Regions from separate parts of the Homo sapiens genome. Here region 2 is linked to region 1. A link is a contact called in ENCODE Hi-C or POLR2A ChIA-PET data. All regions are on one chromosome and are shown on one strand. Each heading gives the region's core, a stretch centred on a gene start or an enhancer-like site at or near the end of the contact. The rest is flanking DNA. Distances are from core to core; before and after follow the strand shown.

Region 1 (2,700 bases), core at 162-2,661:
GGTGCATAGGAACACCAAGAGTTCTGCCTCATTCTCACTCCCTTTGCAACACCCACTGTTACAAGGCAAAGGCATCATTTGGGAGAGCTGAGGAGCCAAAGACACGTTTTGTTCAATGGCTCTGATTTGCCCTTGTCCACACTTTGGCCGTGGTCTCTTCCCATGCATCTACCCAGGCCTGTGTCTCTGGTCCTGAGAGAACCTTCTGATCCTTCCACTGATCCCCAGACCAATCTGAATTCAGTGGCGAGCTCTGAATCAGCACAGAAAAATGGATGATTCTTGAGGAGGGAGAGAGGACGAGGGGGAGGCAGCCTGAGGTAGTGCTAAAATCGTGGGTCAGCCTCTGCATGGTCTGGGCTCCATGTCTAGCTCTGCCACTCACTAGGTATGTGGGACTTCACTGGCCTCAGTTCACTCATCTATAAAGAACATGAGGCCAGGCACAGTGGTTCACACCTGTAATCCTAGCACTTTGGGAAGCCAAGGCTGGCAGATCCCTTGAGGCCTGGAGTTCAAGACCAGCCTGGCCAACATAGTGAAACCCTGTATCTACTAAAAAGACCAAAAAAAATTAGCCAGGTGTAGTGGTGCAGCTATAGTCAGTCCCAGCTATTTGGGAGGATGAGGCAGGAGAATTGCTTGAACCTGGGAGGTGGAGGTTGCAGTGAGCTGAGATCACGCCACTGCACTCCAGCTTGAGTGACAGAGCAAGACTTTGTCTCAAAAACTAAAATAAAATAAAGGAGATGATACTGCTACTTAGCTCATATGACTGGTGTGAGCACAATATGAATTCCTATCCCAAAATAACAGCTAGGAGGTGAATGCCGTTCATAGTGAGTACTTGGTGAGTGGTCTGGTCCAGGACAGCCCTTGCATTCTGTCCTTGAAACTGACACCCACTGCCCTTGAAGGGGAAAAAGGAGAGCCATAGTATTCAAGGACAGCAGTAAGACCTCCATCAAGTGGCTGAAATGCTGTGTGTACAGGACCGTGCAGGGAGTGGCAACAGTTCAAACAAACCGAATTTTAAAGAAGAAACCAGAACAGGGAGTGATCGCAGGAAGACCAGAGCCAAATTTTCCCTGGGAATTGGGGGTGTCTGCATGCCATTTATTTGATGACTGTCCCTTGCCGAGGGGTCGCCTGGCTGCTCCACCGTGGGCGGCCGAGGAGGCTCCTGCTGGGCTCCACTCTGGCTGCTCTGAGGGCCCAATGCAGCCATCTCCCTGGGCTCTTTGCCAGTAACGGTTTTTCTCCTAAGAACTTTTAAGCACCTCCAAGACAGACTTTGTAACTCATATAATGGATGGGAGAGCTGAGACAGGCAGCTTCAACTTGCTCAAAGTCACAGCGTGAGTCTGCATTGGGCCTGAGGCCAGAACTTCCACTCCGCATGCTGTCCCGAGGTTCCCCCGCCAGGACCCTGCTCCCGTCTGCCTGTCTGCTTCACCGCCACCCCCAACATGCATTTCTCCAGTCTAATAAGGCTGCCCCTGCTCTTTGGCTCTGCTTACTTTAATATACACATAGATTACAGCTACATTAAAGGAGCCTGCAAATACCAAAGCAGAACTAAAGCAATTATTATAATGCAGCCTTAACAGCAGCTGTAATGAGACAGAATTAAAAATGTGCCAGCATAATCACAATTCACTGTTCCCAACGACCTTCCAGAACCGCTTTCATTTGGAAAGTAACATCCAGTCCTGAACTGTCAGATGGAAGGGAAAAATTCAATTGTGCCTCCCCGTGTGGCCAGGTCCCTGGCTACCAGTACTAGCTCTTCCATACAAAGGCATCTGTCCCCCTGGCCTGTGCTATGTGGTATTAGCCATTTGCTCAGTGGGGCACAGGGGGAAGGCTGGGTGCTCCTTTGATGGTACCAAGGCTGGCTTATTTCTCTCCTTCTTTGTCACTGGATCTGCCTGTTACACACTGGAGCGAATTCCAGTCTGATCCCCATGGTGCCTGGCTCATGGCATGCACTATGTGTTACAGACAATACCAGTTCACACTTAATATTATTTCCGCTGATCCCCACAATAACCCTGAAAGGCTGGCTCTATCATTTTCCCTATTTTATGACCAAATAAACAAAGACTTATGGAAGGTAAATAACCACTCAAAACCACACCTAGTGGGCAGAAAAGCCAGGACTCCAATCCCTGTCTTCAGACTCCAGACCACAAATTCTTATCCTGATTTTATGGAGCTGATATTCTAATAGAAGGAAAAGAGAAATCAATTTGAATTGGTCTTACATGACTTCATTTTGATGCAAGGGGCAAGGCAGGGGAGGGGAAAGTGGAGGGTGAAATGAGGGAAGGAGACAGAAAGCACAGCCTGCCTGGAGAGGCCATTCCTGCCAGTGAGTCATGGGCATCCACATAGCAGAAGCGTTTAATCATCTTTCTTTCTCTGGTTCAGAGGAGAGAACAGAAATAAGAAGGCAAAGTGCCCGGAAATGAAGGAGCCAGTGGGGGAGGATGTAGAGAAGGGAGGGGCTCCCCTCCCCGAGGATGCTCAGGAGGAAACACTCATACTCAGCGATTTTGCCCAGCCTGCCCCAAGACCAAACCAAGCCTCTGGTTCCTCCACCAAAGGCAAACCTGGCCATGCCCTTCAGAGCATGCTCAGTTCCCTCAAGAGGCAGAGATGGGGAAGTTCCCAGCACTTTATTAGCGCTTGCTTTGC
Region 2 (2,700 bases), core at 127-2,626, 140 kb before region 1:
TGTCTGTCGGGTGTTGAATCCTTGGACCTCAAGAAATCAGCAAGTGACATAGCTCCTCCCCTGGGAATTTCACATCTGGAAGCCTGATGTCCCAGGACACAGTGGTCATTTCTACTTCCAGCCCCTGTTGGCATTGGAGCTGGAGGCCTGGAAGCTGCGGCTCCCTTCACCAAGAAGAGAACCTGATGTTGAAGCTCCTGGCTCATGCCCTGCCCCCAACTCAGGACCTGAGGAGGGCTCCTGCTGCGCTCTGGCCCTCTGGAGTTCAGAGCTGCAGCCTCTCCATCCACCATGGGCCAGGTCTGGGTGCCCCCCAGGTCACTGCTTCCAAAGCAGCTCAGCTGACTTTGCCTCCATGACTTTTTAATTTTGACACCATTAGTTGTAGGAGAGGTGATTTCTCTACCATTTTAAAGTCTAAGAAAGAAACTGAGGCAACAGAAGGTGTGCCCCTCAGACAGTAGAATGCAGCCCTTTGCTTACTAGGACACACTGGAATCACATGGTTCAGGAGGGCTCAGCTCTGACATTTCCTGGGAGCCTCTCTTTTCATGGGGGGCAGTGGAATCCCAGTTTAAATGCTGGTCTGGGTCAGGTTGCTTCTTACCATCAAGCAATTTCCATCAAATATCTTTGGGGTCATGATCGGGGCAACCCACCCCCACCATAGTTACAGAAAACAGGGTACCATCAGACAAGAATAGACCTGAGAGGGTATCTACTTAATCCTGTTACAGATGAGGTCTCCAAGGCCCAGAGAGGGCAAGTGACCATCTCCAGATCACACAGCAAGTAAGGCACAAATTCAGAACTTGAATCCAGTTTCATAACACATCCCCTAATCAAAGGTTGAGCAAAGAACAGCAGCGAAGGGCACTTTCTACCCCAGCTTTGGTGTTATTCCTGGGAGTACAGTCTGATCAGCCTCAAAGAGGATTGTGTGGAAGGACAAATTTTTTCATTTCCTAAATCCATGAACAATTGGAAACAGCCTTGGACAAGGGATCTAACAAAGAAATCCATGAGTTTGTGATGGCAGAAGGAGGTGGGTGATAAATTGGTCTCAAAGGAGAGCAGAGAAAAAAGAAGAAAATTCAGTGTGGGAGTGACACTGGGTTGGGGTGGTGGAGCCATTTCCAACCCCATTATGCGGGGACAGGCCTTGAGCCAATGGCTGCAGCCCCCAGGAGCTGGTGGGAGGAGGACAGGGCAGACTCACAGGCAGCAGTGGAGGGGAAGCAACTGTGGGTATTCATGGCCTACTTTAGACCAATGCTCTAGGAAAATGTCAAGTGCTGCTAATAATAGTGCGTGGCCACCAGCTCTCGGAGGCTGCCAATCATGCCAGTGAGGGGGCTGCAAAGGGCATCTGGCTGGCTGAAGTGCTGGTCGTGAGGGCCGGGGCCAGGCCCAGCTTCCGCGGACTCATGCTGGCCTCTGGTTTTCTCTTGGCACCGTCATTTACCACGTGCAAAACAGGGATAGGGAAGCAATAGGAAGAGAACTTGTCCCCTTTCTACTTTACTGGGACATGGCTGAAAAGGGGTCAGCAGAGCCCTCTGGACTAGAGATGGACACAGTGTACATACCAGCTTCTTGTGTGGCATTAGGTTGTTGAGATTTGTTTGCCCAAATGGCAGAACTTTCCGGCAAAATATCTCAGATCTTGGGACAAGGGACTGGCTGGAGGAAAGAATGTCTCAGTTATATCGAGGTCTCATTTTTGCTTTAGAAGTAGAAGCTGAGGTTCACACTTTCCCAAGGTAATGGGGAAAGTCATCCATTAGCCCCGCATGGTGTGCCAGACCTTGATTGAGACACTTAACCTCCCGGCCTCCAGGAGCCTGGAGCCTGTCCTCCCTGGGCTCTGAGCTTTGTGCAGATTAACTGCCTGCTGATTACAGAGAGCTATATAAATGCTAAGTGGAGTGGAGATAGGGCGATCCTGGGGGACGGGAGCCCGTGGTCCAGGCTCCCAGCTGTCTGCAGAGGCAGAGAGGCTCCATCTGCCATGCCCACCCCTTTCCCCTACCCTGCCCCAGGCACGTTGCAGGTCATCCACAGGAGAGAGAGCCTCCAGGAACAATGGAAACTTCCCTAGAGACAGAGCGGGGCTGAGGGGGAGCACATGGGGTTAACGATTTCTCTAATAGTCATTAGATCCCAGGATTGGGGGAGAGAAAGAGAAAGAAATGCCCAGCACATGTGATCCTAATGTCTTTTTTATTTTCAATTTCTTCAAAGAGAAAATTTATGCTTGCACACATGCGCACACACACACACACACACACACACACACACACACCAGAAAACATAAGCGTTCTCATATGTATACATCCCCATACATATTAAGGGTCTGGCACAGAAACACTCAATGCATGGCTGCTATTATTTTTCTGCACAAACATAAACATAGGCAACACGAATATAGTTTTGCATAGCATCCCCAACTGCATGCACATAGACTAAAATACGCAATCACATTTGAGCGCTTAGACTATATGACAGATACTATGCTCGGAGCATGCTGTGCATGATCTTGAATCCTTATGCCAATCCAAGGAGATGTGTACTGCTTTGAATTCCCACTTTACCAATGGGGAAACTAAGACTTGGATTATCTGCTCATTTCACACAGCTGGTCACTGGCAGAACCACTTTGTGGAACTGTGTGTGTCTGTGTGTCTATGCGTGTGTGTG

What was found. A loop is a pair of places that touch in the nucleus more often than their neighbours do. ChIA-PET counts read pairs that join two places held with the same protein, here RNA polymerase II (POLR2A). Pooled maps may share reads with other maps.
Region 2: a map of heart left ventricle shows a loop between it and region 1 (10-fold over the local background). The contact joins two enhancer-like sites. A Hi-C loop is called at or near these places in 2 of 168 maps with a recorded cell type or tissue (cardiac septum and heart left ventricle) and 7 of 50 pooled maps. POLR2A ChIA-PET finds 5 or more read pairs at or near these places in 1 of 52 experiments (activated CD8-positive, alpha-beta memory T cell).

What each region holds. Positions count from the first base shown.
Region 1 is chr7:132,065,567-132,068,266 of GRCh38, reverse strand. No RefSeq gene overlaps it. Among named protein-coding and RNA genes, the nearest start is that of PLXNA4-AS2, 190 kb to the left of the region's middle. Within about 2 kb of position 1,411, at least 16 of the 41 ENCODE cell types and tissues checked have a DNase peak (open chromatin) inside an H3K27ac peak, as active enhancers do; they include heart left ventricle, where a contact is called at or near this core.
Region 2 is chr7:132,206,043-132,208,742 of GRCh38, reverse strand. The region is part of intron 10 of PLXNA4 (plexin A4); the gene reads left to right. Among named protein-coding and RNA genes, the nearest start is that of PLXNA4-AS2, 53 kb to the left of the region's middle. Within about 2 kb of position 1,376, at least 3 of the 41 ENCODE cell types and tissues checked have a DNase peak (open chromatin) inside an H3K27ac peak, as active enhancers do; they include heart left ventricle, where a contact is called at or near this core.